Regions from separate parts of the Mus musculus genome. Here all the other regions are linked to region 1. The links are chromatin loops, found by intact Hi-C in ENCODE. Cell type or tissue: heart. All regions are shown on one strand.

What was found. Peaks named below come from ENCODE experiments on the same cell type or tissue, not always from the same donor. Only the 100,000 strongest peaks of a DNase experiment are listed, where the experiment ranks them.
Region 2: a loop joins it to region 1, with 8 times the contacts of the local background. A loop is called at or near these places in 3 of 42 quality-filtered maps.
Region 3: it touches region 1 in a loop (3-fold over the local background); 4 of 42 quality-filtered maps call a loop at or near these places.

The regions. Positions count from the first base shown.
Region 1 is chr7:44,243,386-44,251,385 of GRCm38, reverse strand. It overlaps 2410002F23Rik (RIKEN cDNA 2410002F23 gene), which reads right to left and starts at 4,664. Exons shown (of 6, transcript NM_025880.4): 1 at 4,563-4,664; 2 at 3,091-3,134; 3 at 1,787-1,844; 4 at 1,327-1,365; 5 at 1,046-1,077; 6 at 1-773. The coding sequence starts at 713. Snord88c (small nucleolar RNA, C/D box 88C) reads right to left here and starts at 1,531; the gene lies at 1,448-1,531. It overlaps Snord88a (small nucleolar RNA, C/D box 88A), which reads right to left and starts at 1,236; the gene lies at 1,165-1,236. LOC115486841 (a small nucleolar RNA gene) reads right to left here and starts at 3,296; the gene lies at 3,206-3,296. It also overlaps LOC115486842. In heart, no CTCF peak of the experiment used is centred here; DNase peaks (open chromatin) are centred at 4,135, 4,675 and 4,945; H3K4me3 peaks cover 3,025 bases; H3K27ac peaks cover 2,281 bases.
Region 2 is chr7:43,439,266-43,447,265 of GRCm38, reverse strand. It overlaps Cldnd2 (claudin domain containing 2), which reads right to left and starts at 6,450. Exons shown (of 5, transcript NM_028849.1): 1 at 6,382-6,450; 2 at 5,452-5,633; 3 at 4,960-5,100; 4 at 4,296-4,415; 5 at 3,946-4,049. The coding sequence starts at 5,620. The coding sequence ends at 3,976. It overlaps Etfb (electron transferring flavoprotein, beta polypeptide), which reads right to left and starts at 3,194. Exons shown (of 6, transcript NM_026695.3): 1 at 3,062-3,194. The coding sequence starts at 3,118. In heart, no CTCF peak of the experiment used is centred here; DNase peaks (open chromatin) are centred at 3,205, 3,705, 4,364 and 5,431; H3K4me3 peaks cover 2,731 bases; H3K27ac peaks cover 3,030 bases; H3K27me3 peaks cover 717 bases.
Region 3 is chr7:44,544,113-44,552,112 of GRCm38, reverse strand. It overlaps Pold1 (polymerase (DNA directed), delta 1, catalytic subunit), which reads left to right and starts at 3,298. Exons shown (of 27, transcript NM_011131.3): 1 at 3,298-3,358. Nr1h2 (nuclear receptor subfamily 1, group H, member 2) reads left to right here. Exons shown (of 10, transcript NM_001285517.1): 5 at 1-158; 6 at 254-513; 7 at 616-795; 8 at 1,269-1,368; 9 at 1,605-1,813; 10 at 1,982-2,497. The coding sequence ends at 2,128. In heart, a CTCF peak has its summit at 3,109; DNase peaks (open chromatin) are centred at 2,322, 3,212 and 4,282; H3K4me3 peaks cover 2,521 bases; H3K27ac peaks cover 1,329 bases.

The DNA of each region.
Region 1 (8,000 bases):
GTGGGCTGTCTGTCTACTTGCTCCCGGGGTACACCGTGGCTGAGCAGCCAGCCTAGGAGGTCCTTACGAGTTGGGTTGGGCCCCAACATGAGCTTGGTGCGGCCTGGATGGCTCTGGCGCCAGAGCAGACCCACGTCAGCAATAGTCTGGATCTCCATCACAGCCTCCAACACTGTCATGCCACGTACCAGCAGGCTGACCAGTGAAAGCCGCAGCTCAGAGGGGGCTGCTGTGAGCAGGCGCCGCTGCAGGCCTTGAGTGAAGGCCACATCCTCTGGGGCCAGGTCCACGGGCCCTTCTGGGTCAAGGTAGATCCACTCAATCATGCCCAGCTCACGCACCAACTGGATGCCTTCCTCCATGGTGGTCCAGGGCCTGAAGGGTAACTCGGTGGCCTCAAAATGCAGGGAGGATTCCCAACGCTGACGCCAGGCCTGCAGCAGCCAGCTCAGGAGAGTCTGGCAGCCAGCCCCCCGCAGGGCCTTGCAGCGGTAGTTAAAGATGGCATCATGGGTGAGGTCACCCAGCAGCCCCAGCTCCCCAGAATTCAGGGACAGGGCAGGGCCTCCCTGGTCATACACCCGCAGGATCCAGGTGACCATGAGCTCATTGGGGTTCTGCTTGAAACGCCGTGAGATAGCCAACAACTCCGTGTATGTGTAGTAGCGGTCCCCCCGGCCTATCTGGGTGGGCACCAGCACTCTCTCAGCCATGGCCCTCACAGTCTCAAGGTAAGAATAGCAAGAGGGCTAGAAGCAATGCTGTCGCAGAGGCTGCAAAGACACAGGGCAAGCTGGTAGGTGACAAAGGGCTACACTCCCACCCAGCATCCCCCTAGAATGGAAACCCCTCAGACTCCTGGATGTCAAAGGTCCTGGAGGCACAACATATCACCATGGTGGTCAGAGCCCAGTGCTATATACATCATGGGGGTTCCCAAGAGCGGCATGACAGAGATGTCTCTTAGCAATCTGGTCTAATTGTGTAAACCAAGTTCATGTGATTAGCATTAGACTTCTACTCCAGACAGTCTTTCTGCTCTTACCTGAAGGGAAGTAGGATGTTTGTAGAAACCACCTATAGGCAGGAAGGAGAGGGGACAGAGGTTGGCAAGGGACACGAAGACCATGGCACCCCCCTATTCATTCCTCCTTGTAGTCAGGACCCCTCAGACCCCAGGGTGTCAAAGGTCCCTGGGGGCACCATGTCTTCAGGATGGTCAGAGCCCAGTGCTGGACATCAAGGGGGTCCGCAAGCATACACACTGACAGCACAGAGTCTAAACTGAGCTGTTTGTCCTAGCACTTTAGGCAGCTCTCTGCTTACCTGGAGGGAAGCCTGGTTGTCTGAAGGAACTGCCTCTGTCTGTTGGCAGGAGGGAGAGGAGAAAGGCTGGTGAGACTCACAAAGACCACAGCTTCCCCATCCACTCCCTTTGTCGCCAGGGCCCCTCAGACCCCAGGGTGTCAAAGGTCCCTGGGGGCACCATGTCCTCAGGATGGTCAGAGCCCAGTGCTGAACATCAGAGGGGTCCTGGTAATATTAATACCCTCCCTTTCTAAGGTCCTAGGGCCATGCAAAGTCCCAAGGGGGACAGTATAGCCCAGTGCTCAGAAATCCACCCAAGAGAATGGCTGACACTTGGTTTTAGAGAACCCAGGACCCTTAGGGGTAACACTTCCCTGTTTCCTTGCTTAAGACAGTTTATGTGGGCAAAGTTGCTTCTACCTCCCAAGGTAGAAGATTTTCGATACATTCTATACTCCCCGCCCCCAATCTTACTCACTTATTTTTGTATGTAGTCCAGTCTGGATGTTAACTCAGGATCCTCCCGCCTCAGCCACCTGGAATGTTGGGATTATAGGCACGTGCCACAGTTACCCCTCAATTGTCTACACTGACCTGCATGCTGTAGACTGAGGTTGCTGTGTCCTTGGGAATGTGGGGCAAATGAGACAGAGACTGGTCTTGGTCTCATGGCTCAGCCCTAGGACTGTTTGGAATTTCCAGGGTATAGTGAACATGTCCCTAAGTGGCTTCCACCCTTCTTCCAGACCTGTTTCCCCCTAAACCAACTCTTCAACTTGCCTGAGTTTGAGGTTAGCACCTCTGTTCCACCCTGCAACTTGGGGGAAGTAATGACTTTGCATTCTGCAAAGAAATGACACCTGCCTAAGACCCTGGTGAGATGTAGTGAACTCATTTGCTTCAAATACTGGCCCTCTTCTCCTCTACCCTACAGTCTTGTTATATAGCACAGGCTGGCCTTGGACCCTATAGTTGTTGGTTGATTAAATCCAAATTATAGAAAGTAACTCCTCTCCAGCTCTCTGTACCTTTTCAGTTCACATCTTTGCCCAGTCCAGAGACTCCGTGTGTTCAGTGCTATGCAGAGTGCTTTGTTATTAGCCCAAGCCCAGTATGGTCAGATAGAAAACATCTTAAGGTCAACAGCAGAGCCATTGTTTTCCCTGTTCCCAACACCTAAGAAACAAGGAGATATTCTCCTAGAGCTGAGAACGTGTTCTTTTTTAGATAACACACATGCCTGTCTTCTGATAAATCTTGTTATTTTAATAATAGAACCTATGTAAATTCAAGGTTCTTTAAAAAATAAAAAGTATCTTTTTTTTGGGGGGTACAAATTATTTGCTAGGCCCTAAACGATGCTCAAAGCTACATTGTCTTCAGTCCACAAATCCAGTGGGCAGGCGCTAATGCCGATATTTTGTTCTCTACTGAGTTTGAAAATTTGGTCCTTTCTGTACCTTACCCAGTCCTTACCCTTAGAAGACAGAAAATACTGCCACCCTCTCTATGTAACTGCAGAGGACTTAGGTGCCTGCCCTTGATGTGTCTGTTCCATTCAGCACCCAGGTTTATTGAGGTGGTTTACTGACTGGTATGGAGTTATGAACAGCAGGTCTGGGATCTTTACCTACACCTGACTGATCCCATTTAAGTTAAGAGTTTTAATATGTAATACCCTATAATTGCGGGTTCATTAAATCCAACTTATAGAGAGTAACTGAAAAGGAAGGTACACTATTTATTTTAGGTGTGGACAGATTAAAAAGTAAAGGCTCTTACCACAGTAAGATGATGATGGATGGCTACGTGGCTTCAAGATACACCTGTAATACCGAAAGGACTTGGTGAGGGTTATGTGTGGGGCCAGCCCACAGGTACAGAACATCAAATTTAGAGGTCCTCAGATCTCCAGGTGTCAAAGGTCCTGGAGGGGCACTGTGTCCTCAAGGGTGTTTGGAGCCCAGTGCTAAACATCACAGGAGCCTCAGGCCTTCTGCAATGTCAAGGCTACTTGCCTTCAGGGATGGTGGCCAAGCTAACACAATAGAAAAGATTGACAAACACAAAATCCACTAGAGGCTCCAAGTTCCCCAGTCCAGTAGGTCCATAGAGATTCCCTATGGACATGATGTTCTGTCTTGGTTCGTAACCTTGAAAAACACAACCTGCAAAGACACACATCCTTCTGAGGAGCCTGGTGGGAGAACTATGGGGGTTCTACAGAGCAAAATGCAAACAAGCAAAACCCTGCTGAGATTTTATATATATAATATAGGCTTATATACATATATATATTTATATAAATAAATAAATAAATAAATGGAAGGCCCAGTGACTTACTCAGCGAGATTTGAACCACCCTGTGAAAGCTGTCTGGGAGATGATTTAGCAAGGAACACAAAGAGAACAGTAGGATTCCCAAGAGGAAAGAGTTTAATCAAGTGTGATAATGGCACTGACCAGTAAGTAGGCAGAAAAAGATTGGTTTACAGGCAAAGGTGTGGTTAAAATATTTTGGGAGAAATATGTAATTTACTTGAGTAGCTGAACCGAAAATGCTTGTACCATCAGGCCCTACAAGACCATCCTGTAGCCATTGTATTAGTATTCTTGCAGGTGAACAAAGGCCTGGCTCCCTTCCTCCTCGTCTACTCCTACCTGCTGCTCCGAAGCAATCCAGTCCTCCACGTGCACTCACTTCCGCCTTGGTAACTCCGTATCGTGTATCTGCCCCTACACCCCATCCTCCTCCAGCCCTCATGTGTTCTAGGTTGCACAAAATTGCCAAAATCCCACACGGGGGAGGGGCAGTGGTAGAGATTTCCTACGGAGAGAACCTGCAGGTAGCACGGGGCTGTCACTGGGAGGAAAGATTCTATGTCACACACCCCCCTCCCTGTCGCCTAAAAAAAAAAAAAAAACCGGGAAGATGGCGGACAAGACCCGCGACGTGAGCAGCAGAAATGGCGTAGCCCGGCTAAGGCAAGACAAAGGAAGGCCTGGCCCGGCATCCCAAGCTCCACAAACCTGGCGAAAGGCATTGTCCCGAAAGTACCCGCATCCGCCCCTTCGAGAGAAACCCTGGTTCCAGCCCGAGCACGCCCGCGGCCCCAAGCAGCGCCCTTGAGCCCGTCCGCGCGACAGGTACACCCGTGACCAGGCCACGGACACCTCGGGACACGTGCTTCCCAGGGTGCAAAGCAGCACCACCGACTGGAAGGTACCGAGGCCAACACCGTGGAAAAACTCACCGGGACAGACCTCACCTCACACGCGATCGCCACAGGCGCGCGCCACCGCCGCGTGTCCCCATTTATAGCGCGCGCTGCCCGTCAGCCCCACCCATCGCGCTCGCAAGGCCCCGCCTCCAGCGGCTCTTGGGCCCCGCCCTGAGGTAGCCCACACTTACGCCTGAGCCGGGGATCCTGCTTTCACGGTGGCAGAAAGAATAAACGTCTGTTGCCCTTAGGACATTCCTGATCAGGTGATAAGGTACGTTGTTCCCAAAGAGGATGAAGAGAATGAAGAACATATCTGAAAGGTTCTTCCGTTACTTCCGTCAGGCAGCTCTTAGACAGCTCCCAAGGAGAGGGCGGGACGAGAAAGCCCCCCATGGGGTGGGGGTTTGGCCAGAACCGGAAATCCCCCGACTTGCCAGCGCGGCAGGCTAGCTCGTTTTTGCTGCAGAAGCTGGGGTCCGCTAAAAGGGCCCACCCGGCAGTAGTCGCAGCTGCGGCGCGGGAGGCAGGACCAGCACACACTGGCAGACTTTTAGGGAACCATGGGTGTGGTGTAGTTAGAGGGCTGGGTTCTGTGATGTGCGGGCCCGGAGCGGGGACGCTAGGGCGGAAAGGAGGGGAATTCCCTGTGCCAGAAAGAGGGCAGGTTGGGGTCTGGACCCCTGGGTGTGAGGGAGGGTGGGTGGTGTCTGGACCCTTGTGTATGAGGGCGTGAGGCTGGAGGGCTGCACTACTGGGTTTGAATCTGGAGGCTGAGATAAGGACTGCTGGGTCTGAGGAAGGAGGCGGAGGGCTGGAACCCCTAGGTCTTGGGGGATAAGGGTCAGGGTTCTGAATACTTGGATGAGCTCGAAGTGGGTCCTCAACCACAGAAGTCATAGAACATTTTTTTTTTAAAAGTCTGCACCTCATACCAGTTCTCTCTTTCTTCATTTTGCCCTCCAAATAGTCTATGTTACACTCTTCAAGCTCTAGATTCCTTAATGTGACCTGAGTATTCTTTGTTTAGCTGGCCCTCTGCTCATTAGGGCTCTTTCTCATTCCGCTGGGGAGACTGGCCTGGGAACCTAGTGGTCTGAAGTAAAGGGAAAGATTCTTCTCTTAGGTAAACGAGTTTCCATTATTGCTGCTGGCTCACACCAGAGGAAAGTCAATAGTTTGATGAGACAAGGCCTCTCTCTCTAGAACAGGCTGGCCTTGAGCTCAGAAAGCTCCCTGTCTGCTTCTGTGCTTGGCTCCCGTTACCACATTGATGGTTAATATGGTCAACTTCTCCAAATCTGGTATTACCTAGGAAAGAAGCCTTGGAGCATACCTTGTGGAGAGTTATCTAGGTTAGCTTAGCCGCTGACCATGCACAGGTTATCTTAGTTGGGTTAGTTGACCTGGGAAGGCACACCCACTATTGGGGAACCATGGGCTGCATAAATGGAGAAAGCTGAGCACCAGTGTAAATGTCCCTCTGACTGCAGATGCAGTGTGACCAGCAGCCTCCTCAAGCTCCTGCCTCCTTGACCCTCACCTTACCTCTCCATGTGATGAACTGCACTTTGAACTGTGAACCTGTCCCCTTACGTGGCGTTTATCAGGGTGTTTTATCATAGCAACAGAAAAATAAGACACCTTTCTCTTTCCCCATAGCATGGACCCCCTTACCTTCATCTATGGGCACATACATTGCATCTGTCTGCACAGTATTGACACTGTTTATTTGATTACTTGTAGATCTAGTATAAGACAGAGTTGTTACTCTGTTTAAAAATGGACGCATTTGCTTGGGGAATGTGGCTCAGTTGGTAGAGTGCCTGTCCAACATGAAGGAAGCGCTGGGTTCATCCCTAACATTAGACCAGGCATGCTTGTGTCCACCTAGAATGCCAGCAAGAGACTGAGAACTTAGATTCCATCTTGGCTACATAGTGAGTTCCAGACCAACCTGAAATACATGAGAACACATCTAAATTTTTTCCTTTGAAAATACAATGTGCTTATTTTAGATTTATATGTATGAGTGTTTTGCTTGCATGTGTGTGTGCTTGGTACCCTTAGAGGTCAGATGGGAGTGTTGAAACTGGAGTTCTGGGCAGTTGGAAACCGCCATGAGGGTTTTGGGGATCAAGCCCTGGTTCTCTGTAAAACTCTTAAAAGCTGAGCCATCTGTCCAGACCCTTGTGACTTTTTTTTTTGATAACTCAATTATACAGTTTTTTTATTTTTATTTTCATTTGTCTGAGTGTGCACGTTGGGGGGGGGATATGCATATGTATGAATGCAGTACCTGCAGAGGCTAGAAGGGCAGAGCTGGAGTTACAGGCAGTTGTGAGGTATCCAATATGGATGCTAGGAACCATACTCATTCTTCTGGAAAAGCAAGCAAGAACTCTTAACCACTAGGCCATCTGTCTTAGGGCTTTATTGCTGTGAAGAGACACCATGGCCAAGGCAACTCATAAAGGAAAACACTTAGTTGGGGCTGGCTTACAGTTCAGCAGTCTAGTCCACTATCATCATGGTGGGAAACATGGCAGTGTGCAGGCAGACATGGTGTTGGAGGAGCTGGGATCTACATCTTGATTCACAGGCAGCAGAAGGAGCCTATGTTCCACACTGGGCAGGGCTTGAGCATAAGAGACCTCACCACCAAACCTACCCTCCACAATGACACACTTCCTCCAACAAGATCACACCTACTCCCACGTGGCCACTCCTCCTTATAGGACCACTCCCATGAGCCAAGCATTCAAACACATGAGTCTGGGGGGAGGCTATACCTATTCAAATCACCACACCATCTCTCCAGCCTTTTGATCATGCAGTTCTTGGTTGCCTCTATTCTACAGACAAGGACACTGAGTCCCAAGTGGGTCAGCCTTGCTATGAGTCATGGAGGTAGTCAGGAACAGTCTCTAGACCTATGCGAGTGAGCAAAGGGACCCTCCTTTCCCTGCATGGGACACGGTAACCTTTCCCCACTCATCAGAAGCCTCTTGGCCCCACACCTCCCTCCTCAAACCGGACACTGAACAGACTTGTGTTGCGGGCATTTGGGAAGAAGAGAAAGGGGTGGGGAGGCTGGACTGCAGGAAAGGACAGGAGGGGAGCTGAGGATATGAGCAGGATTTTCTCAGAAAAGGTGAGATATTGATGGTACGACTAAAGGGTGGAGCTAGGGAACAGTAATGGACACCTTTAATCCTAGCATTCAGGAGGCAGAGGCAGGCGCATCTCTGAGTTCCGGCTAGCCTAGTCAAAACAGACCCTGTCTCAATAACAAAAAAACCCCATGACAGACAGTAAAAGCTGAAAGTCAACTGTTCAACATGCTTAAGCAACTTGTTGTGGTAGTGACTCACACCTTTAATCTCAGCACTCTGGAGGCAGAGGCAAGAAGATTTCAATGAGTTTGAGGCCAGCCTGGTCTACAGAGCAAGTTTCATGACAGCCGTGGCT
Region 2 (8,000 bases), 800 kb after region 1:
GGAGAGTGGGCGTGGAACTGTAGGGCCTCTGAGCACCATGATCTTCAGCAAAGGATCACAAGGCCTCAGAAAAATGATCTGAGAACAAACATCATGAGGAACTGGGTGATACCAGGAACACTGAGGTGGGTGAGAGACTTGGTTCAGTCTGCAAGGAGCTGCCAGTCTGGAAATGGGGGTGCAGGTGGCACACTGGGGTAAACAAGAAGACTACAATATACTCTGGAAAGGGCTTACAGGATAAGATTCGGGGGGAGGGGGGACCTCAGGAGAGAGGAGATTCATTCAATGTTGATGTAATCAATTGGTCACAATTGTCAAGACAGGAAAAGGATGTTAGAGAGTACAGCAGAAAGGACACCAAAGCAAAGGAATCAATTGACAGAGTACAGGCTGGAGGTTTGGAAGCAGAAATGGGAGGAGAAGGTCCCAAGACCTAGAAGGTCCCCAGCCATAGATGGCTGAACCAAATAACCAAGGGTCCCAAAGCCAGCCTGAGAAGGTGGGACTTTGTATGGAGAGTGATGGGGAGCCAAGACAAGGTCAGCCCTGCATGTAGGAAGTCCCCGAGGCTGGATGAGAAAGTGCTGGAGGGGAAAGCCCAAGATCTCAGGGGGAGGCTAGGGTTAGGCTGTAGGTGAGACAGGGGTTAATGGGATAGGGCCTGGGGTCAGAAAGGAAACAGTGCTGTATAAGGTTTGGGGCTGGGAACTGACAGTCCGTGGGTTCTGACATTGAGTGTTAGGAGAAAAGATGGTACCTAAGTCTGGCCCAAGTAACCAGATGATGAAAAGATGGTATCAGGAGTCAGGGTAGCAAGGTCTGACTCACTGCCTTTCTCAAAGAGGGTATCATCAGACACTGGATGTGAAGTAGGAAGCTTGCACAGTGTGAGAGGGAAGTGCCATGACCCTAAGAAAAGAGGACACCATGCCGTATTCACCTTTAAGCTCTCGGTTCATACTGGAACACAGCCTAGCTGACCATGGGCCAAGCTTTGCACTAGGAGGCGCTGGGATTAGAGTTCATTCAAGGTGGTGAGGGTACTGGGTACGGGGTTGCAGGCCCAGCATCAAAGCCAGTTGAGAGGTTGAGGATGTAGAGTCTGAGGCCAGCCTGGGCAATTAAACGCCTCAGAATAAGATGTAGAGACCCAGGAGTGATAGTAGACAGCTGTAATCCCATCACTCAGGATGTAGAGGCAGGAGGATCAGGAGTTCAAGGCTATCCTCGACCTCTTAGTGAGTTCCAGGCCAACCTGGACTAAATAAGACTGTCTCTAGGGGCTGGGGAGATAGTTCAGTAGTTAAGAACACTTGGTGCTCTTTTAAAGGACCCAGGTTCAGTTCCTGACACACCCATCAGGCAGCTCACGATTACCTATAACTGGCTTCAGGGTTTGCTAATGCTCTACTCCAGCTTGCAGGGGCACCTATACTTCTTCTATGTGCATATCCACACACATAGGCCTAATTAGAGGAGACTGGAGAGATGGCTCAGTGGGTAAGAGCACTTCCAGGGGACCTATGCTATGGACATCGTAGCTCACAACTGTCTGTAAACACTAGCCCCAGGGTATTGGACACCTTCACGCATGCATGCATGCAAGCAAAACATCCATGCACATAAAATAAAAATAAATAATAAATCATTTTAGAAATTTAAATTATAATAAAAATACCTTGTCAATAATAATAATAATTTTAAAAATAAAATGGAAAAAGACTGGAGCTATAGCTCAGTGGTGCTGGTCTGGCCTAGCACTTGGAAGGTCATGGGCTTAATTCCCATCAACACACACACACCCAAATAAATAAATAAATAAACAAACAAATTAATGGTGGTTGAGTTGCCCACAAACCCACATGTATCTCAATAAACCTGGAAGCACCATCTCTGTCACAGGCTGTTAGAAGCCACCTCAAGCCAACCCGTTTTCTCTCTAGCAAACAGGCAGAGAGTCAGACTTGCCCAGACTCCTGATTCTTGCTGCTTACCCAGCTTGGGGGCAGGGGGCAGGCATCTGGCAAGTAACAGGGCCTCCACGGGCCTGGGTTTCCTCAACCACCCTGTTCGATTGAGAGTACAGAAGCTGTACAAAGGGATCAATCTCTGTACAGGAATTATATCTGCTGGTGCTTTGTGCCGACTTCCATGTGTGCTGTCTGGGTCATGGACATTAAGTCTGAGTCTGTCTCCTGAATCCTTCTTGTCTCATTCCTCAACTGCGGTACGTAGATGGTGGTATTAAATGATATAGCCCGTTTTTACCTATCTCAGAGGGTCTCTTGGGTGCATCTTCCTTATGCTAGGAAATTTGAAGGACACAAAGGGGGATCACAGGACAATGGGGACAGACAAACATGAATTGCCACCATCTTTTTTTCAGTACAGATTAGGCTAAGCATTGAGAGACTGGCCTGGGAACCCAGTCTGATTCAATGCTGGCTACAGCAGCTTCTCTCTGAGGAGAACCCAGGGCCTCAGGGGTGCTGCCCTCAGACTGCTCACGGACACTCCAAAGTCTTAGTTAAGCTGGCTCCTTTGAACTTGCTTCTCCAGCAAGCACAGGTCTCCTTCCCTTCCTAAATAAAAAACTGTCGACAAGCATCCCATGGCTATATGGGTGAGGCGCTTTCTGAGTCCCATGGAACCAGATGGCTCTCCATGTGGCTGTACATTTAGAGCAGACAGTGCAGCCTGCAAGGTAATGAGTGATGAAACCGCAGGCCCCACATAGAATTCTCTATTCTGATTCTCTCTTGCTAAGTGCCAGTTTTGTGCCTCAGTTTCTCCACGTGTTAAATAGGGACCATGACTCCTCCAGCCCACAGTTATCAAGGGACTGAGAGAGAGGGGAAAAGGGTCGTCACCTCAGAAGGATCTGATTGTCAAAATCTCACAGCCCTTGATTTTTGCTCCAAGTATGACTGACGTCGGGTCAAAGGGCAATAGAAATTGACTTTTGAAAGGTTCTCTTATGTGGGGCACGCTCCTGCTCTTGGACGTTCATAGCTGCGGTCTCAGGGTGCTGGGACCTAGTCGGGGTGGGGAAAGTCACCTTCACAGCGAAGTCGATGACCCTCTTGACAGCCACGAGCGCGCGCAGCTCCGCCATCTTCCTGCAGCAGTCACTGGCCGGGTCAGGTTGCTCCTAATCCAGATAGTCACACACTCCGCCCCGTATCTGTCTCTGCGCCTGCGCGCCGCAACACCGACCAATCAACCGTCGCACAACTCAGAAAAAGCCAATAGGAAGCGGAATTCAGGGAGAGGCGGGGTCCACGGCGGACCGCTGGGTGGAGGGGGCGTTGCACAGAAGTAGGGGAAAGGGCATTCCTAGGAGTGAAGTTTGCTGAGGGCTTATTTATCCTAATGCTCTCCTCGTAACTCCTGTTGTCCCCAGATCTGCAATTCACTTCTAGATCCCTCCTTTCTCAGCACTCCAAGCCCCCATGTCTGTGTTCCCACGCGCACCCTGTGCCTTTTTTCCTACGCCCCCAAGGCCTTCCTTCACTTGCTTGCCGCCGCATTCTTTCTGCAGATTCCCTCCTTATCCTTGCGTCTACACTTTACTTCCTTGTGATTTTCCCGTGTCCGCTCATCCCCACCTCCTCCCGCGACTGCGTGCTTTATGACTCTCCCGAGTCCCATATTCTCTCCCCGTGCATTCCCCGGGTGCGCTCGTCCCCGCCCCTTCTTCTACGCCTACATCCGCTAGGACTACCCGGTGTCAGCTTGTCCCTACACCCTCTCCCTGCTTCCGCATCTGCAAATCCCCAGGGTACACACCTCGTTACAGGGTTCAAGTCTCCGTTCCTACCCTCCCACATTCCTTCTGACCTCCTTAACTCTCTACAAGCCACTTTATCCGTGTCTCTGTAGTCTCCAAGCTTCTGTCTCTACGTTCCGCAGAAAAGCACGCAGGGGCGAGGCTAAAAGCCATTCCTTTATTCTGCCCCAGGCAGGCCGCATTCATAGGCATACCGGGAATCCGCTGATGGCTTCGGTGCTCTGCAAGATCATGTCGGCAAGCAGAAAGCAGAAGCCTGGCAGGAAGGGAGTACAGAGCCCGGGGAAGGAAGGTGGGCTATGGGGCGGATGATCTGGCCTGCCTGGGAGCTAGGGATGGGGGTTCCAAGGGCGTTTCCATCGGGTGTCTTGGAGTGCAGGGGCGGGGAAGTCACTGGAAGTTATTGTGGACTTTGCTAGGAAGAATAGGTGACTGGGAAGTTTCTGGGGAGGGGAGTCCTCTAGAGGGGTAGTCTCCACCCTCTTCCCCTCGTGCTGGTTACCCGCAATAAACAAGAAGGGTAAAGCCAACCATCCGAAAAAGTAGGACCAGGAGAAGAAGACTTCTGGCTTCCAGGCATTCTTTGAAGTGTATACGGCCAAGGCAATCAGCAGCAGCAACCCTGGGCCACGCCCACCCGTCAGGTGAGCGTGGCCAGGTAGAAGCTGCACCCAAGCCCACCCCTCAGAACTGCCCTTGTCTCTGACTTATCAAACCACGCCCAGCTTCCCTTTGGCTTCACCTTCGTGGGCTTCTTGCTCCTCCTCTTTTCTTTTTTTATTAAAAATAGATTCTTCCTTTATACAATCTATCCCGACCACAGTTTCCTCTCCCTCAACGTCTCCCAGCTTCCCTCATCTCCCCTCCCACACTTCCTCCTCTTCAGAGTAGAGTAGGTCTCCAAGAGAGGACAGTCAAACAGGACAAAAAGAGATACAAGGAGACAAGGCAAAAGCCCACGGAGGATGGGCAAGAGAACGCAACAGGAGGCGAAGAGTCCCAAGAGCAGAAGAAAAGAGTCAGAAACATCCCCACTGTCAGCTGCCCCCTGGCCCCTCCCATTTCTAACCATGGCAGTCAAACTCTCTCGGCCCAACTCCTTCAGAATTGCCACCACCACCAGCACCACCACCACCCCTCCTACATAGGGGTGACTGCCTTCTCACCGCTGAGGAAAAGTAAGACAATGGTATTCTGGCTACGTCGTGACTCTGCCTCTCGACACTGAATCCTTATCCCGATCCCCAAAGCTACAATACTGAAGGTTGCTGCCAACACCATGCACGCTGCGGACACTGCCACGGTGTCTGGAGAGACAGGGTAGCATCAGCTAGACGCCTTGGTGCCATGAAAGAACATCCCTGGGCTCTTCTGGCCATCCTCACCCCTACACACACACACACACACACACACACACACACACACACACACACACACACCATGAGTATCTAGAGCTCATCTGACTGCATTTTGGAAACAGGTGTTCCTATGGGAACGGAGGACTTGGTAGGGAGAGGACAGCAAGGCAGGCCTGGGGAGAAAGAGCCTTTGGGTAAAGGACATCTGGGTCTGCGCCTGGTATGGAAGGCCCATCTGGAGCTAGGGGTAGGGGTGGGCTCTGGAGTGTGGTCTGATATAGAGGCAGGTGAAGGTCTCACTCTGGCAGGGGATGTTGGAGCATTTGCCATGGGTACACTCCTGCCATAGGCCACTGTGCCCCCCTTGCTGTCGGGTCCAGTAGTTGGTGGTAGTAGACAGTACTGTGAGGATGCTGCTCAAGAGATTAAGTAAATTCCCTCCAGTCTGAAGGCTCTTCTTCACCCCCATGCCAAGGAGGCAGCTGCCAAGGACATCACAGGTACGACTGGCTCACACCTCTCGTTAGGAGGAAGCTCTTCCACGCCAGAAGGCCTCCCCCCCACCCCCCGCCCCCCAAGCACTCTTGCCTGGCAACCTCAACGTCCCCAACAGCAGCCACTTGCCTGGGATCCTAGCCTCAGTGAGGCTGAGGCAAGACATCACAAGCCCAAGGGCAGGCCATGAGTAATGTAATGAGTTCTGGGCCAGGCAGACTACAGTGTGAGAGCCTATCTCAATTAAAACAAGCAAAACAATACAAAATAAAAGAGGAGCAAGGAAGGTAGCTTAGTAGTAGAGTGATTGCCCAGCATGCACACGGCCCTGGGCACATTCCTTAGTTTAATATAAAACCGTCATGGTGGGGCACACGTGTCATCCCAGCACTTGGGAGATAGGGGCAGAAGGATTAGAAGTTCAAGGTCATTTTTCACTTACATAGTGAATTCAAAGCCAGTCTGGGTTATGTGAGACTCTCTCAAACAAAACAAAAAATTTCCCAATATCCCCTCACCCCATGCTACTGGCCTCTTCCTCAGCTACCTTGCCTAAGAACTTATGACCCCCCTCTAAGAGACTCAGTTCTCCAAGTGTCTCCATCCCCATCTCCACCTCAGGCCTAGTGACTAACTTTCAGGCATTTTCTTCCTCAGTGAGGAAGGTGGCCCTATTGGCCCCAGTGCCCCCCCCAGCCCTACCCGTACACATACACACCCCAGAAAATGACTTACAGCCTGGTCCCCTGCGACAAAGAGCCCGCGGGGTTGGGGGAAGGGAGGATGGTTCTCTGTGAGGCAGCAGATATTCCAGAATCTTCTCCCCTAGCAGCCTTCTAAATGGATACCCTCCCCCAGAAGTGTGTTTGCTCGATTCTTTGTTCTAGTTCTAGAGTTTGTTTGTTTCTGAGGCAAAGTCTCACTATGTAGCCGTGGGTGGCTTTCCTGGAACTCACTCTGTAGACCATTCTGTCCTCAACCTCACAAAGATCTGCTTGCCTCTGCCTTCCAAGTGCTGGGATCAAAGACAGGAGTCACTGCACTCCTCAGGATTGCTGTTTTGAAACAGGGTTATTTAATGCCCATTGTGCATTCAAACCATCTGAGGCTGTCCAGGTCGCCCTTAAACTTCTGATTCTTCTGCCTCTATCTCCTGGTCCCGGGATTATAGGCTCACACCACCATTCCTAACTTTGGTTGTGTTCTGCTCTGTTTGGCTTCCAGTCAGAGTCTTACTGTGTAGCCCTCAGCTGGCCTAGAACTCACCATGTAGCCCAGGCCAACGTCAGACTTACAGCAATCCTCCAGCCTCAGGTTCTCAAGTGCACGGAGTGCAGCATCAAGCCCAGCTTCTCTTTTAAAATCTTTATTTAAAACTTTTTATTTTTAAGGTAAATCGAATTTTATCTTTAGAATTTATTTACATTATTTTAAATTATGTGTTGTGTTGTGTGTGTGTGTGTGTGTGTGTGTGTGTGTGTGTGTGTGTATGTGTAAATGTGCAGAATGGAGTCCAAAGGTATTGGATCCCTTGGAACTGACATTCCTTTGGCTTTGAGCCACCCTGATGTAGGTGCTGGGAAATGAGCTCTTACCATCTGAGCCTAGCTCCTGAGGCTCTCTTAACAGAATGACAGCTCAGAAAGCAAGCCTGGGAGCTTGCTTAGTTGTTTGCTTAGTCTGTCTGCAGTCCTAGCTCCTGGGAGGATGCAGCAGGATTTCTTGCAGTTTTGAGCCAGCTTGATCTGCAGATGAGTTTCAGGACAGCTAAGGAGCAAGAGGAGGAAAGGGGAGCGCCAAAGCTGCAACTACTGCATGGCTAAGTTGTTCTAGAAGTTTCTCTTCCCTTAACCATCACGGTCTCCTGGTTCCCAGTTCTCCCTCTCTGTGACCTTTCTTCTCCCATGAAGACGGGGCTCAGCCTTCTCCTCCACTCCCATGGTAAATGCTGATTTCCTCTGGGGGCTATTACTTGCTTCTCTCCAGGAAAGCCTTCCTCTCCTGAAGGACAGAGACTCTGCCATCTGAGAAAGCAACCAAAATGCCACTTTTGGTCCCAGGTTCCTCATCTGGTCCCCAGATAGGAACCTCACCTGCTTTTGGCTCTCCTCCATGGCCACTCAACCACATGGCCTCCAAGATCATGGGCTTCCATCAAACCTGTGATGGCTCTGCCGTCTCTGTCAGACCAGAGTCTCAAGTGCTTTCCTTGCTTGCTTTGTGCCTCTGACCCCAAGCCTTGTCCCTTCGTAGCTGTTCTCCAGCCTTCCAATTTCACCTCCAGGTCACTGGAGAGAGACCTGTCTCACATTGGGGACACTTCTCCCTGCTCACAGTTATCGCCCAATTTGCCA
Region 3 (8,000 bases), 300 kb before region 1:
AGGCTGCAAAGGCTTCTTCCGGCGCAGTGTGGTCCACGGTGGGGCCGGGCGCTATGCCTGTCGGGGCAGCGGAACCTGCCAGATGGATGCCTTCATGCGGCGCAAGTGCCAGCTCTGCCGGCTGCGCAAGTGCAAGGAGGCTGGCATGCGGGAGCAGTGTAAGCAAGGGGTGGGGCTAGAGGGAGAGCGGGTCACCTGCAAGGGGAGGTGTAAGTGAGGCTGAGGCCCGCCTCTGAGGCCGGCTTTCCCGCAGGCGTGCTCTCTGAGGAGCAGATTCGGAAGAAAAGGATTCAGAAGCAGCAACAGCAGCAGCCACCACCCCCATCTGAGCCAGCAGCCAGCAGCTCAGGCCGGCCAGCGGCCTCCCCTGGCACTTCGGAAGCAAGCAGCCAGGGCTCCGGGGAAGGAGAGGGCATCCAGCTGACCGCGGCTCAGGAGCTGATGATCCAGCAGTTAGTTGCCGCGCAGCTGCAGTGCAACAAACGATCTTTCTCCGACCAGCCCAAAGTCACGGTATCGCCCTGCCCGGCCCTGTGGACAGAGCCCACCCAGGCTAGGGAGGGGTTTCCTAGGGCGTGCGAGTCCCCCACGTGACCGTGGTCTTTTGTGTCCCAGCCCTGGCCCCTGGGTGCAGACCCTCAGTCCCGAGATGCCCGTCAGCAACGCTTTGCCCACTTCACCGAGCTAGCCATCATCTCGGTCCAGGAGATTGTGGACTTTGCCAAGCAGGTGCCAGGGTTCTTGCAGTTGGGCCGGGAGGACCAGATCGCCCTCCTGAAGGCGTCCACCATTGAGGTAATAACTAGGCTCTAGGACGAGACCAGAGCTGAACATGGTACAGGCATGTCCTGACCCTTGTGGGGTGTAGTCAGCTGCAGGGTCCCATCCAACAAGGTATCTGGAGCCTCCAGAGAGCCAGCCAGGGAGAAAAGGGAAATGGGCTGAGGTAGAGAATAACGGAGGATATCAGATGGGCTGTTAAACAGGAAAATGACCCAAAGACTCCAAAGGAATGGATATTGGAGCCAAATCAAGGATAATGAAGTATTGAGAGTTAACTGTGTGCAGAGTTCTGAATGCTAAGAATTAAACCTCTAGCCTGGGCCTCACGGTAATGTGGGGTTAGTGGCCTTGGATGGGGCAGTGGGTGATAGAGTTGAAGGAAGGAAAGTTAAGAATGTCTTACCTGGCAGAAGGGTGGCAGCCTGCTGGTCTTGGCACATTTGACTCTGGGGCAGCTGAAGAGCCCTGTACCTTGTCACCTCCAGATCATGTTGCTAGAAACAGCCAGACGCTACAACCACGAGACAGAATGCATCACGTTCCTGAAGGACTTCACCTACAGCAAGGACGACTTCCACCGTGCAGGTCTGTGGAAGGCACTGACTTGGTCCTGGGGTTTCTGCCCCGTTGGCCCTCCAGGCCAGGCAGGCACTGGCAAGGAAAGATCATGTTTAGCGAGGCCAGATGCATCGTGTAAGAGGCACTCACAGGGTCTGTGTGGGGCGGAAGCCGGAGTAACTGTCACAGGCTGTCCTTCCTTCCCCTTTGAGTGCCCTGGGACCAGGGTCCGGTGTGAAGCTGGGCTGGGGCTGCTCTTGCAGGCTTGCAGGTGGAATTCATCAATCCCATCTTCGAGTTCTCGCGGGCCATGCGGCGGCTGGGCCTGGACGATGCAGAGTATGCCTTGCTTATCGCCATCAACATCTTCTCAGCCGATCGGCCTAATGTGCAGGAGCCCAGCCGTGTGGAGGCCCTGCAGCAGCCCTACGTGGAGGCGCTCCTCTCCTACACGAGGATCAAGCGCCCACAGGTACGGGAGCTGCCTGTTGTATATGAGCAGTCTCAGTATTGGGGTCCAGTGGCACATGTTGGGCACACTGAGCCTGGGGCCTGACCACTCAGGGTGCTGGCTTTCCAGACAAAGCTGGCTTTGCAGGACAGGGCCCCAGCAGGACCGACTTGCCTCCTCTCCCTGCAGGACCAGCTCCGCTTCCCACGCATGCTCATGAAGCTGGTGAGCCTGCGCACCCTCAGCTCCGTGCACTCGGAGCAGGTCTTTGCATTGCGACTCCAGGACAAGAAGCTGCCGCCCTTGCTGTCCGAGATCTGGGATGTGCACGAGTAGGGGCAGCCACAAGTGCCCCAGCCTTGGTGGTGTCTTCTTGAAGATGGACTCTTCACCTCTCCTCCTGGGGTGGGAGGACATTGTCACGGCCCAGTCCCTCGGGCTCAGCCTCAAACTCAGCGGCAGTTGGCACTAGAAGGCCCCACCCCACCCATTGAGTCTTCCAAGAGTGGTGAGGGTCACAGGTCCTAGCCTCTGACCGTTCCCAGCTGCCCTCCCACCCACGCTTACACCTCAGCCTACCACACCATGCACCTTGAGTGGAGAGAGGTTAGGGCAGGTGGCCCCCCACAGTTGGGAGACCACAGGCCCTCTCTTCTGCCCCTTTTATTTAATAAAAAAACAAAAATAAAGTTTGAGTACAAGCCATTCCTGAGCCCAGTGTGGAGAGGGTGGGCCATCTCTCTGCCCAGGTGACTGCGCTTGGTCTAGGTTCAGGCCACAGGGGTAGGGGTCGCTCCGCCGAAGACAGGTTATCTTCATACAGCATAGTTTGAGACACTAAGGCGGATGGAGGCCAGTGGAAAAGGAGAGGAACTTTAAGAGGAGGGTCTCAAAAGAACACTTCTTTTTTTTTTTTTTTTTTTTTTTAATTTTATTTATTTTATTATTATATGTAAGTACACTGTAGCTGTCTTCAGACACACCAGAAGAGGGCATCAGATCTCATTATGGGTGGTTGTGAGCCACCATGTGGTTGCTGGGATTTGAACTCCGGACCTTTGGAAGAGCAGTCGGGTGCTCTTACCCACTGAGCCATCTCACCAGCCCAAAAGAACACTTCTTAGGGCCAGGTTTTCAAAAGCTGAGGACTGCATCTGGCCATGAGTGTCATAAGTCAGGAAATGATTTGTGGGGCAACAGAAGTTATACAAGAACCTGGGCGTGTAGGGACTCTGAGGAAAACAGAAAAGAAGCTTGCTTCTAGCAAAGCATCAGGGTAGCATCCACTGTGGCAGTCTTCTAACGCTCCTGCAGTGGGCGCTCGGGGACCGCAGGCCAAACCCCTAAGAGCCAGGATGCTGGGGGCGTGTCCTTGTTCCGTTAGCGTCATGGGGCGGGGCCACTTGCGAGAGGCGTGGTTGTGGGTCCTCCAGAGTGGGACGTGGTTTGATCGCCCAAGCGGGCTAGGGGCGGGACCCAGCGGGCGCGCCGCAGCTCTGGGCCTGCGCGCAGAGGGTTCAGGGGTCACGGCGGCGTATCTTGTGGCGGGAAAAGCTGTTTGAGGCGGTAAGTAAGGAAGAAGAGTATGGGGCGCTCGGTCGCGCAGCTGACGCCTCGAGCAGAGTGCTCGCAGAATGTCTGCAGCTGGGGGAAGGATAGAGCAAGGCTGGCAATGCAAAGGACAGATCCCCTGGAGCTTAGGACCTGGGGTGCGCTGGACTGTCCGGGTGTGGGCTCAGCGGCGTGCACGCTAGCCAGGAGGGAGGGGCCGGAGGTGCAGGGCGTTGGTGCCTGTTCCGCTGTTCGAGAGACAAGGCGACGGTATCAGAAAGTCCAGCAAGAAGTAGGAATGAGCCGGGAATAGTGGCGCACTTTTATCCCCCGCACTCGTGAGGCAGAGACAAGCGGATCTCCGAGTTTGAGGCTAGTTTAGTTTACAGAGTGAGATCCAGGATAACCAGGGATACACAAGAGAAACCCTGCCTCAAAACCCCAAATTTTTTTTAAAAAGTAGGAATGGGAGGAAAAGTAATGCCTTAGAGCCTTTTCTTTTTTTCTTAGTGCGTGCGCTATGATGCGCACGTGGAGATCTGAGGACAACTTTGTGGCGTTGTCTCTTTCCGCTATGTGGATTCCCTAAGATCTAACTCAGGCTGTTCAGCTTGGCCAACAAGCTCAAATATCCATTCCGCTGTCACATCGGGCCCCATGTGATGCTTTATATACTAAATAGAACAAGCAAATTGATACTAGATGGGACAGTCTGCTTACCCAGTTTGGTGTTTGGTGGGGGAGGTGAGACATATCCCACAGTCCCAGAGCAACTGTCACTGCAGGGTCCCAGGGGAGGAGCCAGGTGTGAAGCTGGCAGTGTGTGAGGTACCCTGGGGAAAATGAATGGTTACTGTTTTAGTGTGCCACCATCACCACAGCGGGAGTGGGAGTGAAGACAGCTGTCCTGCAGGATGCTGCAGCTTCAGAGAGCATCCCTCTAGCGAGTGGGGCTTGCACCTGGGTCTGACTGTCCTGAGGGGAATGGGAACGTTGTGCCTCCAAGAACATCCCTGTCCGGGAAAAGGGGAGACTGAGGTGACAGAAGCAGTTTGTGGGAGTGGAGGAGCTTAAGGGGCCACCCCTCCAGGAGAGGTACAGGAATCCTTGGATCTGGCAGCCCTGGGAGAGGTGACATGAAACAATTGTTCAGCCTTTGGAGGCAGGAGGATGGCATGTTCTAAGCCTGCTAGGGCAGCTTGGTGAGATGATGTCTCAAAATGAATAAGAGAGCCAGGATGTAGTTAGTGGTACAGCCTAGAATCCCTCAGTGAGGGGTTGGGGTGGGACTCAGTATTGAGCCCTGCTGAGTTAAACCCCCAGACCTCTACTGGCTTTTGAGACTCAGGCTTTCTAGCTCAGACTTGGCTTTGAATTTGCCTTTGAGGCATACAGCTTGGATTATGGGTAATGGCAGATCCAGTATGGATTGGCTTATATCTGGGAGGTATGTTGTGAGTGACTTACTGGCGAAGCTACTGTTTGTCATAGCACCGCCTTCCCACTCTGGTCTGTGGGAGCCAGCTCCACTGCTTCCCCCGCCTCCTTCCGGAGCTGTGTGTGTGTGTGTGTGTGTGTGTGTGTGTGTGTGCGCGCGCGCGCGCGCATGCTTCCTGACCTGGTGATGGAGGGATGCTCATTTTCTGTGCAGTGCAAAGCCATGTCCCCATGTCAGTGGTCCTCAGTGGTGTCCTGCAGCTTTATTAGTGCAGCGCGTGAACTTGTGTGTTTGGTTGAACTGTTTGGAAGTTGTAGCTGGCATGATATTTCACCACCAGCACCCTACCCAGGGTCCCCTAAAAGCAGCATCTGCTTGCATCAGCACAGGGACCTGATCTGCCAGCTCGACATGGGGCAGTGCAGGTCCTGCCTGCCTTTCCTTGACTGGCTTCTCCTATACTTAGGAGACTGGCAGGGCACCTGCAGTCCCTACTCCAAACACAGAGCCTTACCCCCCAGCTTTTTAAAATCTGATCTTGCAATACAGTGTGGGGCTAAGCTTGAACTCACGATCCTCCCATCTAGGCTTCCCAGGTAACTAGCCGCAGGATAATCCTTTCTTTAGATGTCTTTGTCTTTTTTAAAATATAAAACAAAAGTAGAAGCAGGCCATTCCACGCCTTGATTTACCTACTAGAGACAAAGCCTCTTTGAGACCTTTCACATTATCGTATGGCTTCCTCATTTCTTTATACAGCTGCATAGTACTCCATTGAATAGTACTAAGGGACTCTTGAAACTGTCCCCCTGGGGAGGACATTTAGGTGGTTTCCAGTCCTTAGAGATTTTAAACAATGGTACCGGAAATAACCTTGTAAAATCAGGTTCTTCATGTGCCCTGACCTATTAGGGTCAACCCTTGCATAAGGAATTGCTTGCAGCTTTTAACACCTGTGGTTTTTGACTGAGGTGTGATTTCTATTTAGTCAACTGCACAAGTGTGTGGGAGGCAAACTCCATCCAGAACATTCCTCCATACATCCTCAGATACCAACAGTCTCCTCACTCTCTAGAAGCTAGCAGGTTTCTGGTCCAAGAGCTTTTTAAGATTGATTTATTTATACTTTGGAGTGTTTGCCTGTGTGTTCATACGAGCACAATGTGCATGCAGTGCCTGTAGTAACCCTTGCTGTCAGATCCTCTGGAATTGGAGTTACTGATGAGCTGGTGCTGGGAACCGAACCCAGGTCCTCTGCAAGAGCAGCCAGTGCTCTGAACCACCTCACCAGCCCCCAAGAATTTTCTTTTTTTTTTTTTTTTTTTTTTGTTTATTTATTATATGTAAGTACACTGTAGCTGTCCTCAGACACTCCAGAAGAGGGAGTCAGATCTTGTTAAGGATGGTTGTGAGCCACCATGTGGTTGCTGGGATTTGAACTCCTGACCTTCGGAAGAGCAGTCGGGTGCTCTTACCCACTGAGCCATCTCACCAGCCCCAAGAATTTTCTTTTTAGTTGCGTGTGTGTGTGTGTGTGTGTGTGTGTGTGTGTGTGTGCGCGCGCACACACGCATGCACAGATTCCCCTGAGGCCAGAAGAGGGCGGCAGAGCCATGGAGCTGGCCTTACAGACAGTTGTTTGCTGGTGCTGGGAACAAAAGGAACCTTGTGTTTTCTTTACAAGATCTTACTTTTAATTACTTAAAAAAGTATATAAGCCGGGCATGATGGCACACGCCTTTAATCCCAGCACTTGGGAGGCAGAGGCAGACGGATCTCTTGACTTCCAGGACAGCTGGGGTTACATAAAGAAACCCACTCTCAAACAGCAACAACAAAAAGTTTTATGTTCTTTTTTTCTGACTGCGCATGTGCCTTCGACACAATGTCGGTGACTGTCCCTCCATAAGGAAAGCATGCTGACCCTGTCACAGACACAGCACACATGGGACCCTTGCAGGCTCTGCTGTTGTGTGTTTTGTTTTATTCAGTCTCATAAGAACTTCAGGTCTTAACACAAACGCTGTGAAGTCGGCCTGGGTGCATACCACATGCCAGTTCGGATGTTTTCCCAATTTCCTTGGAGCATAGGTACACAAGCCCATCACTAGGGATTCGGTCCAACCTCATTTTATTATGTGCTGTATTGTAGGAACAACAGCATGGTGTAGCAGGTGCTGGACCATGGTTACCTCTAAGCAAACAAACACCCCTTACCCTCACCCCCACCCCCCCAGACAGGTTTTTCTAACCTTGGCTGTCGTGGAACTCACTCTAGATCAGGCTGGCCTCCAGGTGTGTACCACTACCACAACTCAGCACAGGTCGTGTGCCCCCACTCCACCCCCTCTTTTAAGCCAGTGAGTTTAGTCAGGCTGCTTATAGAGCAGGTATGAGGGACTGTTCACAGCAACATGGATGGCTGCCCTGCTAACAGTCATCTTTTATAACATTCTAACGTACTACAAACCAGAGCGTGCTGAGGGGCAGCAGGAAAACACGGTCCTTCTCTGTTTCTGGTAATTGATCCATTATATTTCTTTTTTTTTTTTTTAAGATTTATTTATTATTATTTGTAAGTACACTGTAGCTGTCTTCAGACACACCAGAAGAGGGAGTCAGATCTTGTTACGGATGGTTGTGAGCCACCATGTGGTTGCTGGGATTTGAACTCTGGACCTTCGGAAGAGCAGTCAGGTGCTCTTACCCACTGAGCCATCTCACCAGCCCCATTATATTTCTATAAGAGCAGAGGCTACAGTAAAAACATTGACTCAGTACATAAGATGGTGGCATCACAGTGGGAAAGCGGGCTGCTTGTGTGTTTACAGCCAAGGCAGCCACTGCCAGAAACCCTGGGTTTATTACCTTTGTGTTCTAAGTTGGCTTTGGGGTGTCGGCTGTTGCCAAGCTTCTCATAGCGGTCCTGGGTCCACTTAGGGTTGTGGTCCACAGTGTGAGCAGCTTGGTAGGCAAATGTGAGCACACTATAGCTGTAGAGACGGTTGTGGGCCTTCATGTGGTTGTTGGGAATTGAATTTTTAGGACTTCTGCTCACTCTGGTCAGGGCCCGCTTGCTCAGTCCCTGCTCGCTCCGGCCCAAAGATCCATTTATTATACATAAGTACACTGTGGCTGACTTCTGAGCCACCATGTGGTTGCTGGGATTTGAACTCAGGACCTTTGGAAGAGCAGTCAGTGTTCTTGCCTGCTGAGCCC